2 separate regions of the Homo sapiens genome follow, and region 1 is linked to region 2. The links are chromatin contacts, found by Hi-C or POLR2A ChIA-PET in ENCODE. All regions are on one chromosome and are shown on one strand. Each heading gives the region's core, a stretch centred on a gene start or an enhancer-like site at or near the end of the contact. The rest is flanking DNA. Distances are from core to core; before and after follow the strand shown.

What was found. A loop is a pair of places that touch in the nucleus more often than their neighbours do. ChIA-PET counts read pairs that join two places held with the same protein, here RNA polymerase II (POLR2A). Pooled maps may share reads with other maps.
Region 1: a pooled map shows a loop between it and region 2 (4-fold over the local background). The contact joins the promoter of SCIRT here to the enhancer-like site in region 2. A Hi-C loop is called at or near these places in 2 of 50 pooled maps. POLR2A ChIA-PET finds 5 or more read pairs at or near these places in 2 of 52 experiments (A673 and OCI-LY7).

The regions. Positions count from the first base shown.
Region 1 is chr6:44,071,999-44,078,781 of GRCh38, forward strand. It overlaps SCIRT (stem cell inhibitory RNA transcript), which reads right to left and starts at 2,654. Exons shown (of 5, transcript NR_125864.1): 1 at 2,499-2,654. RefSeq lists enhancers at 1,065-1,124, 1,165-1,264, 2,285-2,544, 3,665-3,734 and silencers at 1,345-1,424, 1,515-1,774.
Region 2 is chr6:43,244,240-43,250,939 of GRCh38, forward strand. TTBK1 (tau tubulin kinase 1) reads left to right here. Exons shown (of 15, transcript NM_032538.3): 2 at 2,368-2,529. The coding sequence starts at 2,422. Among named protein-coding and RNA genes, the nearest start is that of TTBK1, 4.1 kb to the left of the region's middle. Within about 2 kb of position 3,077, at least 17 of the 41 ENCODE cell types and tissues checked have a DNase peak (open chromatin) inside an H3K27ac peak, as active enhancers do.

The sequences.
Region 1 (6,783 bases), core at 1,404-3,903, 830 kb after region 2:
TTTTAAGGTTTCAGATATTAATGTCTGGAAAACTAGTATGAAATGGTTCATTCTTGGATGGTGACATAAACATGACATGTTACTGGCCTCTTTACAGTTTTCTCAAAGCCCACCTTCAAATTCCAAGGAGCTGCCAGCTCCGGGATTTGAATTCACTCTATCCATGGAAACAAAGCTGAGGGAAATGTCCCCAGACTTTCAGCCAGTTCAAACACAATAATAAAAAAAGGTTTACCTCATACATGCCTCCAACATATGAGGCATGTTATAGGCAGATTATATTTTAATCCTCAACAGCCCCGCTGGGTGAATGCTGTACTCCCATTACACAGAAAACTGAGGCTCAGAGGGGTCAAACAACTGGGGCCAGTTTAAGTTAGTACGTGACAAAGAGCTCTCAGCTACCTCCACCTGCACATTCCACAGACCAGTCCCCTTCAGTTCACTCCCACAGGGAGGTTCAAAACACCACCGACCCTATTCAGACATCCCTTTGCAAGGCCCTGTCACCTGTCTTGCCCAATGCCCACCTAGCCAGGAGAGCCAGGATGCACAGTGAGGAAGGTGGAATGAGGTGCCAACGTAGCCCATCCAGGGAAGGAAGACAGCCCCCCCCCCCCGGCCACCCACTTGCCAGTGGCCCAGGTGGCAGGCCAGCCACTTGCCAATCCCCTTCCTGATCAGGGATTCAGGAAGTGAAGAGAGTGCCCCTGGAAGTCAGGAGACACCTCCAAGATGAAGGCCCTGCCTGCCATAGCCTGACACAGCCTCCCTGTACTCCCTGGGTTGTCCCAGGACGCAGACTCTGTGCTTACCATACCACACCTTTGTCAGTGGTGTGGGCAGGGCCCAGCAGAGTCCTGGACACCCCAGGGAGTAGGAGCTGTGCAGGTAACATAGGAGGGGGTGAAAGGGAAATGAACTCCCTTGGGAGTTCCCCATCCCAGAGGAAATAAAAGTCAAAGCACTCCTTTGTTTTTTCTTCCCAAGCCCTTATAAGGGGCTTTATGGGGCTTGCCTAGGTTTGAGGTGCAGCAGAGGCAGGCGGGTGAGGGCCTCCAGGCTGAGAGATCCTGGGGCAAAAGTGAAACTATATGGTCATGAACACGGGCATGTTCTGAACTCTGTGAAACCCTAGCCCAGGACCTGGCTGACTGTACAATCCGTCACCCGGCACACCGTAACAGAAGACCCTACTACGCGCAGAGGACAGTACTATTGGGGTGGCAACTGAAAAGGGTCCTGGCTGGAGGCGGGGTTTGCTGGAGGGGTAACAGAGCGTGCGCGGAGTGGAGAGGGTACGGAGGCTCACCGCCCAGCATCCCCAACCCCGGCGCTCAGAAGAGCAGCGCGCTCCGGAGCTCGGCGCGCGCGATCAAAGCCGGCGCCGCACGCGCACGCGCGCCCGCAGCCGCTCCCCCGCCCGCGCCGCTCCGGCTCCCGCGCGCGCGCACTTGAGGCCTCCCTTGTGCGTCTCCTCCATTCGCTACGTGCAGAATGGTCCGTCGGCAGCAGCTGCAGCGCTGGGTGGGAGGGGGAGGAGGAGGGGAGGGGGAGGCGGCGCCCAGGTCTCGGGGAGGGGCCGCGGCGGCCCTGGAGATAGAGGGGTGGGGGCGAAGGGGTGGGCCCCCGCAGCGGGGAGGACAGAGGGAGAGTCCGGGTGGGCTCGATGCTCAGCCTTCCCCCTCCCCCGCTCCCGCTTCTTTCTGCGAGGCCATTACGGCCATCTCCCGGCCTGAGCCTCCTGGAACCAAGCCGACCAAGAGGGGTTTCCTCCGTGTTGTCTCGTCCCCAAAACCCAGAATCCAGACCCAAGAAAGAACCACTCCTGCTGACCCCTCCTCCCGCTACCCGTCCCAACCGCATTCCCAAGCTTTCGTGGAGGTGACCCAACAGCAAGCACTTCCCCACTCCGCCTTTCATGGGGTGGGGTCCCTAAGAGGTACTGCAGACTAACTCCTCTTTTCATCTCTTACCCCACCTGGAGGAAGAGGCATGGCCAGGATGGACACCAGAGCACATTTCCCAGCATTTCCAAGGGGAAAGGGCAGCATCTCAGCATGCAGACTCCAACATGGCCACAGAAAGGTCGAGTGGCGCAGAGGAGCAGGCTGCTGCCCAGGCCCCTAGGGCCACTTCCAAAGGAGTGTGACCACGACTAGGTTGCTGTGGACTCACTCGCATTACAGGGCTGCGCCCTATACACCTGTTTGTAAAGGGTCCTCCTAGAATGTAATGGTGAGGGACCACCAAGCGGTGGACCAAGAATTCCAAACAGACCAGCTCCCTGCCTTGCCAGGAAACCAGATGTGGCCCAGATGTCCATAGCAGTTCCTCCCACAGGGTGGGACACCAGCTATTCTGTGCAACCCCTCCCAACCCTTCTTCCAGGGTCAGGGAGGAAAGCTGGCAACCTCCGTTGTCCCTTCCCATTTGGGTTGCTAGAAGGGAGCAACTCACTCATCCTCCTCTTCCTGCCAAGAGCCACCTGGGCTTACCTCTCCAGCAGCCACCTAGGTTCAACCTGTGGTCTAACCTCAAGCCCTCTGCTGACAGGTTAAGTCAAGATCGCCGGGAAGGAAGGCGTCCAGTTTCATTACACACACAGACGTACACACACACCCGACACCGACCCACGCGCCTGGGCTCTGCACAGTGGCTAGACCCCAAAAAGCCGATTCTCCTGTTCCCTCCGTGGTGGCCTCAGTCTTTTGGCGGCGCCCTCTGCTGGCCACTAGGAAGTGCAGGAAAAAACAGTCTGCCCATAGACGCTTGGTGGATCTGGGAAAGGGGACAAGAGGCAGAGAAACAAGTGAAAAGTGGGAGCTGAGAGCAGCGCTGGGCTGGCCACAAACAAGCGAGGCATGGTGACGCCTTCCTGGAGGTGGGGAGTTTTGAGCCAGCTTTCCATGGGCCTAGGGAGACAAGCCGAGCTGGCAGATAGGGGCTCAGGACACCCCAGGAGTGGCCCTTCCTGTGTGCTGAGCCCTACCCCTGTCCTGGATGGCTCATACACCCACTAACTCATATGGCTGCTGTGCCCTGCTTGGGAGTCCTTCCTGTCAGCCTCTATTGGGGTGGTGGGTGGGGAGGAGCAGCCATGGAAACCCTGATCCTTCTAGTCATAGTCTGGCTCCCTGGGGCTGTGAGAGGTGTCCCCAAAGAGAAGCCTCCAATTGACAAACCTCTGCTCCACCCCACCCCACATACACAGAGGATGGCCCAAGCCCAGGTCCCTGGCATGGTGGGGCAGGGGCCTGAGTCACAGCCTGGCGTGACCCTGCCCAGTCCCCAGGAATGGCCAGCTCGTCCAGAGGTGAGACCCAGGTCAACAATCCATCAGTCTGCCTCCTGCCACCAGGTATCCTCCCCATCACGTCCTACACGTGGGGTGGGCCAGGACAGTGCTGGGCAGAGCTAGTGTTGGGCCTGTGCCTGGGGGCCACCAAGGGGGCCCGGAGAAAAGAATGGAGGGGTTTTCACTTCCTGAGCAGCAGGAGGAGCCAGCTGGGGTTAAAGACAGGAGGGACTGGTTGGGCCTACAGGCATTTGGAGTCTCTCCCTGCCTGCTGGGTGAGGGAGGCAGCAGGTGCCAAGAACTGCTAGCTTCTAGGACCTGACCCTCAAGTTGCTTCTCCTGCTGAGGGGCTTCTAGGGTCACCCTCAGGGCCTTGACATCTGCACACATCTGCACAGGCCCTTCACCAGGGACTTAACCTCCAAAGGCAGCTCCTGCTCCCAGCCTTCACAGGCCCCCCTAGGGCCCAAGTCCCCAGACCCAACCTCAGTCTGCAAGCTGGCCAAGTCAGAGGTCCTGGCTGCCTGGACCACTCCCAAGCAGTAAATGGCACTGTGGGCTTCCTCCATCCTGTCTTCCCCGCCCCACTTCATTGATTCACTGACTTCCAACTTACTGGTCAGGCCCCCTTCCAGACCCTGCCTGGATGAAGAGGACTCCCAGAAGCAGTGATTGAAGGCCTAGGAGGATACAGAGAGCCAGGTGCTTTAATTGGAGGTAATTAGTTAATTTACTCTGAAAGCAATGGGGCAGGGCGGGGACAGGGGGAGGAGAGGGGAGGGGAGGAGGTAGGGGGCTGTGACCTAACTGGGCTCAAACTCTCAAACTCTGGTCAGCCTCCTTCTGGACCACAGCAAACCTGTGTGTACCCACCCACTTAGGAGACCCTCTCCTGGGCCCCAGGTCAGAGCAAGACCCAAAGTGGACTAGGGTGGCTCTGCAGAAAAAGCAGGTGCCCTGGGGTGGTGGGAACAGGCCTTTTGAGGTTAGGGAGGTGTGGACTGGCATGAGGGAATTGGAGAGGTGCAAGGAGCTCTGGGATGGGAACTGGTCCCTCTCCTGTCACGTATAATTCCATCCCTCCCAAGGTCATTGCTGTCACCCAAGTTAGGGGCCCAGCCCCCTCCTTTGGTCAGTGAAGTCCCAGGGCAGCCCATTTTAAATACAACGGGGCCTGAAGGCTAACTTCTGGCCTTCCTGCTTCGGGAAATCATTCCAATAACCGGGAAAAAAGGGGGCCCGAGGACAGAGCCCCTGCCGGGCCCCAGGGGGAGTGTCGTCGGCTCCTTTGCGTCGCCGGCCGGCGGCGTGGCGGGGACTCTGGCCGGCAGCCTCCCGCGCCGTCCGGAGCAGCTGACCCGCTGGCGGTGGGCCAGGTCGCGGCGGGGCCTGGAGGCAGCAACGTGCGGCGCGGCATGTCGCGGGCGCCGCGGCAGGGAAATGTGGGGGCGGGCCGGCGCGCCCCCTCCCCCCCGCCTACGCTGGCCCATTCATAAAACCTGCAGGCGCTGCCCGGCCTGGCAGCCTTGGTCTCCTAATTGCAAACTCATTAAGGAGTTTGCATCTCATTTGCATGGAAATCATTTCCTGGCCCTAAACAGAGAAACTTCCCGCCCCTCCACCAGCCCCTCTCTGCCCTGCTTTACCCATGCACAGTCTGGGAGAGGAGAGGGGGCATATCTCTGACCTGCGCCCCTTCCCTGGCCTCACCACCACCCTCCCACTTTAGGAGTTGGGGAAGGGATTGGCAGAACACCCACCCAGCCAGGAGCCCTGCCTGTGCCCCAGGTGAGCCGGCCCTGCCCTAGTGGGTCCAACTGAGGGGAGGTGCCTGCCAAGTCATTTGCCCCCCGGCCTGGCCGTGCCCAGGGAAGGGAGGAGGCGGTCGGCAGTTGGCCCCAGCAGCTGGTTGTACCTGGCAGGAGGTGGGTGAGGCTTTTCGTGCCCAGCCTCACGTACGTGCCCTGCCATAGGCCGTGCCCCCACCCCCACACCCCTCACCCCACAGAACAAGCGCCTAGTGACTGCAGAAACAGACACCCAGTCATGGCACACAAAGGCACCCACACCAGGCCAGCCATCATGGCTGCCCCCCTGGCAGCCACCCTGGAGGGCAGACAGATGCCTTCACAAGCCATTTTGTCTTTCTCCAGCTTGGTGCCAGGACTGGGGGTGGGGGAAAGGGTTTCTCCTGAGACTTCTCTGAGTAAGGGGGCCCACAGAGGGGTTTCCTTATGTACCCCAGCTGTGGCCTCTTGCCCCCTCTCTCCTGTAACCCATGTTTACAGAGGCCTCCAAGTGCTCTACCCTGCATGGGGACCTGCCCAGGCGAGGGGGTCACAGGAGCCTCCAACCCAGGAGGGGAAGTGAGAGATAAAGCCCCTAAGGAAGGGACACCTAAGTGCCTCCCCAACCAGGGTCTGTCCTTCGTGTCCCAAGTGTGTGTAGTGGAGGGAGTGCTCCCCAGTTTCCTGGGGGTTGAGGTGGGGCGGTATTCTAAACCTTTGGAAATGGAATAGAACTACCTAAAGTATATGAAATTAGATACTACTTGGGACACTATGTCTTGGTTCTGTATGTCCTGGGACAGTGTAAAAAGTGATCACAAAATTTTCAACATCACAGTCTAAAATAAAAACCTGCCTCTTGTCTGCCTCCTCAGACATAAACCTGCTTACGCTTCCCATCTGCCCACACTCCCACCTGCTGTATCTGAAGTTTCTCCCTTCCTTTGCTAGGGCATAAAGGGGTGGGCAAGGATGTTCTGGAACACTGACCACACATCCGTCCTGAGTATGGCTGGACTGACCCTACCCTCCCAGCTCCTGGAGCAGTTGGGTTCCAAGTGCCATATGTGTGCGTGGTTCAGGGGTACTGGAAGAAAGTTTTAGAATGCCTATTTATTTTTCATCGAATCCTTTTTTCATTTAGTGTGAGTGTGTTTTACAAGGTAAACTATATAAAAACATACTCATCTGACGGGTGCGTACTCAACAATCTTTTTTATTGCTAAGGGCACATGATCAAAAAAACTTCGGAGGTCACTGGCCTAGACTTCAGGTGGGGCAGCTGTGGGCAGGGGATGGCTTGTCTTGTCCATCTAAGTATCCAGCCTGACACATGACTAGTTCAGAGCCTGGCAGGGAGCAGAGGTCAGGGACACAGTATTGAATGAATGAAGTCCACCCCTAGAACTGACAGATGAGGAAACTGAAATAATTCTGGGGCGGGGAGATTGCTCAGAGGAGGACATGGGCAGGTTGAGAGAGTCTCCCCTCATTGCTGCTATGTCTGCAGCCTGCCCGTGTCCAACACCCAGCACCCACACAAACCTTACTTCTACCCACCCCAGGGAGCACAGCTCCCTCCTCTGCCTACCAGCAGAGTGGCCACCTGTCTTGAGCTTCTTACTGGATCCTGATTAGCAGAGCCAGACAGGGTTGTCACCTGCCATATCCCTCTACGTGGCAGAAAGTCTGTTGCCA
Region 2 (6,700 bases), core at 1,827-4,326:
CCTCTTTCACCTGTTCCCATCACCCCTCGCTAGTCTCCATCACCTCTCCTTACCTGGGCTCCCAGATTCTCACACACACCTGCTGACACCTTGCAGAGTTACACATCAACACTTGTATTCACAGGCCATGATGAGCTCCCACCAGTTCCACGTACCCCTGTGTACCATCACTGGCCCCACATGCTCCTATCTGCACTCTCTGACAGATATTCATACAAACTCCTGCATAAGCCCTCGCCTTCACCATGCGCCCATGTGCACATAGGGGTCTGAGGCGGCAGTAACGGGGCAGCCAAGTGTCCCATGTTTGTATCATCCAACCCAGTCTCAGCTGAGCATAGTCCTCAGACACAGAGAGAAGGAGGGTGGAGAGGGAGAAGCAGGTAACCCTCATTTATCTTCCTGGCTCCACTCTTCCTTCTCTTGCCTCATCTGTTTCTTTTTGGTTTGCTCATCTATAAAATGAGAGCAGGACACAAATTTTCCTTATCAACCTAACAGATCCACTGTCCCAGGACTGGAAAGCCCACCAGAGTTCACCCAGTTTAGCTTCTGAAGGCCCCCTCCCACCAGTTCAATTGCTTCTTCAGTCTTGTCCTCAACCTGTCTCCTCCACCTTTATTCTAGAACCCCCATCCCTACCTCTCCCTTCATCCTGCCACTGCCCTCACTGCCCTTCAAATTCCTGATGCCCCATATCCCACTTTGGCAGAAAGAGGGAAGTCCTGATGCTCTGAAGTTGTAAGGATTGGAGGAAACAGCTCAGCTTAGTCACTTGAAGAAAGAGAAAAGGAGTGGCAGCGTCCCTCCCCATGAAGATCCCTTCTCCATATGTCCACCATGGCCCATCATGAATTAGAAGGTGGTTTCCACACCTCCACGTCCCACCCTGTCCCCTATGGCAGGATGTCTAGATGCAAGAGCCCTGGGAAGTTATTTCATCCCAAGGAAAGGTGGGTTTATGTAGTTTCTACCCCATCTATACATCTCTTTAGCCACCTTCCTCCCCCGACCCGCAACCCCCAAACCCCAGCCTAAGTAACTTCCCTCTTTCTCTATTTGTGACTCTCCAGGGTCGTTGTGAGGGCACGGTAGTGTGCTTCTAAAAAGTGTGAGGGAAAGAGAAGAGGAAAATATCCTGGTTCCAAATCCTGTCCTGGGTTGGCAGAAATCTCAGAAAGTCATGTCTTCTGGCCCCTTGCCTACACACATGCATATCACACACAGACACAAAACACACACAAGAACACACAGATACAGAGATACATGTAGAAAAGCACACAGACACACAGAAAAGATAGACAAAGAAAGACACACAAAGAAACATACACACACAGAAGGATACATGCACAGATACACACACAGACATACACACACGCACACATGGGCATTTCTCCGGTAACATGTGCCTGTCTTTCCCAACCCCCGCCGTTGGGAAACTCTCCCTGATATCTAAATTCTACCTGTCCTAATTCGAGGAGAGATGTGTTCTTTCTTGTCGATTCCTAAGCAGACACAGAAAGGTGTGGTCAGAGGCTTTCTCACCCCATGCCCACCCAGACCTGCTGTTCTCTTTCACTTCTCCTGCCTCCTGCTAGGCCCCTTCCATTTTCCTGTCCTCCCCAGTTCAGCCCACTTCTGTCCCTCTGGAGTGGCCACAAGGTTGCTGTCTATCTGAAATCCATGTCTTGAGTCCATCACCTGTGTTCACCCCATCTCTTATATCCTGACCTCCCAACCCCATGGCTGTGTCAGTGGGTTCAGCTCACCCTGAGAAAGGTGTATGACTCTCAGCACATCCATCCCCCTCAGTTAACACCACCCTCAAGGGGCTTTAGTGCCTCCCCTCATTTTCTTGATTACCACATCTCCCAGGGCTGATTAGCAGGTCACTTTGGTGTGGGTGTCCCATGGGTCACCCCTTGGGTAGCAGGTCTTCCCTTTTCACTAAGCCTCTGTTGCACAGCTCCATGGACATTTTGTGGCACAGGGACTCCCCTAAGGGGGAGCCAAAGCCCAGGCCTCCCCTACAAGGGAAAGGGTCCCAGTCTGGTATGCCCCCTTGGTCAGCAAGTCTTCCTGGCATCAGTTAGAGTATGTCTCTCTCCCCTCGGCCTGTTCACTGTCATTTTCCTCTTCTTCATTGGTCAACATGTGTGTCCTGTTGCTGATTTTAAACATCTCTAGTTTGTAGTCTGTATCTCCCTTGCACTGGCCTTTATACAATCTTTCCCCTGGTAACTCCTGGAGCATCTGTCCAGTGGGGCCAGGAAGAATGCAGAGCAGGAGTGGAGCTCCTCTCCTCCATATCTGCCAGGTGGTCCTGGGTCCGCAGCCCGCCCTCACAGGCCCTCCTCACTCCCCTAGGTAGATGGCCCCCTCAGGGCAGGCCCGGCGGACACCCCTCCCTCTGGCTGGCGGATGCAGTGCCTAGCGGCCGCCCTTAAGGACGAAACCAACATGAGTGGGGGAGGGGAGCAGGCCGACATCCTGCCGGCCAACTACGTGGTCAAGGATCGCTGGAAGGTGGTGAGTGAGTGACCCGGCGGGACAGAGGGAGGGTAGCGGGGAGGGAGGCGAGGACCTGGAGACTTGTTAAAACCGGTGCCCTCCGCTCCCCTACCCTAAGAGGGAGGTGCCTCTAAGCTCATTTGCATACTGCTTGCATGTCATTATTTTTGCCAACACGTGTGGACAATAGCTTTCTCCCAGTGCCCTCTCTCGAGCCCCGCCCTCTCTCACCCCTCTTCCCGCTAGGTCACGTTGGTCAGGCCAAGCCCGGAACAACTCCTGGTTGGATGTCTGGGCAGGAGCTGCAGAGGCCAGTGTGGCGGAGGAGGAAGAGGGGTGGGGGAGGGAGCTTTTTCTCTGACGGACCTTGGAGAAGGGCAGTGGACGAGCATGTGTCCCTCCGCTTCCGCAGAGGACGGAAAGGCTTGGGTTTGGGGAAAGAGGCCCTGCAGGCTGCTCCCGCCGCACCCGCACTCCATCTTCTCCATCCAGCCTCCTCCCCTCGCCGGGTCCTGCGGCAGGTGCAGCACGGCGAGACTCCATCTCCCGGCGTGCCCTGCTCCTCCAGCCCGGGGCTTCGGGCTGCTCGGCCTGCTGGGAGTTGTAGTCTCAGCCTCCTCGGGAGCCGGGCCTGCCTCGGAGCGGGGGCGTGAGGGCTGGGGGAATGATAGTATTTGGGGAGCGAGACCTACTGTAAATCACCTCCCTTTTTCCGTCACTTAATAGCGCTCTGGTGTCCTCTTATTATTGTGGGGGCAGGATAATGTGGGGCAGACTGTGGGCGGCAGTGTGGGGAAACCCGTGTGTGAGCCTGTGGGACTGCACCGGAGTGGGGAGCCAGGGGGAGGGGAGGGAGAACAACAGAGGTCAGGTACACTCCTGACCTCTGAGTCGTGTGTGTGTGCGTGTGTGCTTGGCGCGTGTGCGCACCCGCGTGCTTTAGTGGGGAGGCTCAGTTCACGGGAGTGCGGGGTTGGAGAGGAGGGTGAGGCCCGGGTGCAGGCGGGTCTCCACGGCAACAGCCACCGGCCGTGCAAGTCCCCTAGAAACCTAGAAAGAGGCAACGGTGGCGACGTTTTCAGAGATGTCTCTGGGACTGGGGGTTGGGAGTGGAAGGGATGAAGAGGAGGAGACTTCTAGGGGTCCCCAAGGGATGAGGAAAGGGGCTGTTTATGTCCCAGAGGGGGACTTCCTGAGAGGGAGAGTACAGAAATCGGGGGAGGAAGAGCCAGGGCAGTAATAAAAGGAACGAGGGTCTGGCGAAGACAGGAGTGTTCCTCTGAAACCTCGGGGCCCCTGGCACCGGAGCTTAGTTTCTGGCGGATTGGAGGCAGAATGACATTTGCACTGAAGTGGTGAGGAAAAGACAGTTTTTACACACATGTTGAGTTTAGGCTGGAACTTTTTTGTGATTTCTGAGGGAAGGAGTAGAAGATGAGTGGGGAGCGAAATGGAGCAGGGAGCTGGGGGGAGGGCAAGCATGGCAACCTCTCCTCACCTCCGACCCCCACCCCTGGAGTGTTAGAGAGGGTGAGGGGCCACATGCTTCCCTTCAGCCTGTTCCAAGTGAGGATGGCACTGAGGTGGGAGGCAGAGCTCAAGAACCAAGGCAAACTGCCCATAGATCTTGGTGGCCAGAAGAAAAAGGGGGTCAGTGGCACTAGATGTGGCATTTAAAAATAAATACGTGGACCAGGCATGGTGGCCCATACCTGTAATCCCAGCACTTTGGGAGGTTGAGGTGGGAGGATCACTTGGGGTCACGAGTTCGAGACCAGGCTGGCCAACACGGTGAAACCTCATCTCTACTAAAAATACAAAAATTAGCCGGGTGTGGCAGTGGGCGCCTGTAATCCCAGCTACCTGGGAGGCTGAGGCAGGAGAATCACTTGAACCTGGAAGGCAGAGGTTGCAGTGAACTGAGATCATGCCATTGCACCCCAGCCTGGGCGACAGAGCAAGACTCCTCCTCTAAATAAATAAATAAATCCTCAATACTTGGCAGGCTGAGGCAGGAGGATCGCTTGAGCCCAGGAGTTCAAATCCAGCTTGGTCAACCTGTCTCTAAAAACATAAAATAATAACATCTTATTCATCTTGAGGGGTGCTTCTCAGAATCAGAATAGCAAACAATAATAGTAATAATGACTTAGTATTTGTTTTGAGCATTCACTGTTGCCAGGCATTGTGCAAAATGCCTCATGTGCATTATCTCAAGAACTTACCAAGTAGATTTGTATTCCCATTTATTAATCCCATTTCACAGGTGTGGAAACTGAGGAAATTGCTTAGCTAATTTGCCAAATTTCCATGACTAGTAGGTGTCATGGGCTGATTCTTGTCAGGTCTGTCTGACAAGAATCAGCCCATCCAAGAATCAGGACCACTGAGCTGAAGAAACCTTTGTGACCAATTCTAGTCCAACTCTATTCATTTCACAGAGGAGGAAGAGTGGAGGCTCAGAGAGTTTAAGAAACTCACCCCAGGTCACCCAGAGCTGGCCAAGAAACCAGGTCTCCTTCCTCCCAAGGACCAGTGCCGATCCTATTGTGTCATATTTCTCCTCTAGTTTAGGGAGGTCCTTCAGCAGGGGCTGAGATCATGTAAAATTTAGCAGGAGTGGAGAAAAGGGAGACTGAGAGAATATTCCTATTACTGGACTATGGGCAGGGCCACATTGTGACTTTCATGGGCCCCTTCCTCCATAAGAAAGTACTTAAAATTGTATTTTATGACTGCATTGGTATAAAGAGGAATATATTAATATTATATACTAGATTGTTCTCTTTGACCTAAAGGTTCATTTTTTTCCCCTGATGATTTTTTTTTTAATTTTATTTTTTTGAGACAGGGTCTCACTCTGTCGCCCAGGCTCGAGTGCAGTGATGAGATCTCGGCTCACTGCAACCTCTGCCTCCCAGATTCAAGCAATTCTTATGCCTCAGCCTCTTGAGTAGTTGGGATTACAGGCACCCGCCACCACACCTGGCTAATTTTTGTATTTTTAGTAGAGATGGGGTTTCACCATGTTGGCCAGGCTGATCTCAAACTCCCGACCTCAAGTCATCCACCCACCTCAGCCTCCCAAAGTACTGGGATTACAGGCGTGAGGCACCATGCCTGGCCTCCCTTATGATTTTAAAAGAAATTAAAACATTTTCATGGACCCCCTAAAGGTATCGGGGCCTAGTCACTGTGTCTCATGGATAAGTCAGCCCTAGCTGTGGTGCAAGGGAGAAGGGTTGTTGGTGGAGTGGGTGGTGAAGATACCCAGTTCCCTGTCTTATGGAGGTTCCATAATGGGTGGGGGGTGGGTGGGGAAGAAGGGGTGTAAAGAAGGAGAAATAGGTTCTGCTGGGAAATGAAGGTGGTAGAGAAATACCCTAGGGCACCCTGGGAAATTGGGAAGTAGGTGTCATAAATGTCTTGGCTGTCCCGAGCCTTCCTGACTTATCTCTAGCAATGATTTCGGAGCCTGGCAGATCTGGGCTTGAATCTCAGCACTCACACTTTTAATGTTGATGGGTCCACAGTTTCTGTAACATTATGGATTCTGCATTTGATTGCCTGGGTTTAAATGAAAACTGCCTGGCTTTGCTTTTTTTTTTTTTTTTTTTTTTTTTAAGACGGAGTTTCTCTCTTGTTGCCCAGGCTGGAGTGCAATGGCGTGATCTCAGCTCACTGCAGCCTCCGCCTCCCGGGTTCAAGTGATTCTCCTGCCTCAGCATCCCAGGTAGCTGGGATTACAGGTGCCCGCCACCACGCCCCACTAATGTTTTGTAGTTTTAAATAGAGACAGGGTTTCGCCATGTTGGCCAAGCTGGGCTCAAACTCCTGGCCTCAGGTGATCCACCCACTTCAGCCTCCCAAAGTGCTGAGATTACAGGCGGGAGCCACCGCGCCTGGACCTGGCTTTGCTATTAACTAGCAGTGTGATGTGGGGCAAGGTATTGCATTTCCCATGCCTCAGTTCTCCTTCTGTGCAAAATGGGGAATCACATGACCTTCCTCACCTGTGTTGCCAGGAGCCTTTGGGGATTAACTGAGATGACATTTGTGAGACCAAGATGCGGTTTTCCCCTCCCCTTTGCCCTTTCCTCTGTTCTCGCACAAGCAAACCTTAAAGGAATCTAGAAGATATTCGCATCTCCCCAGAGTTTAAAGTACCCCAGAGGCAGACATGCCGTTG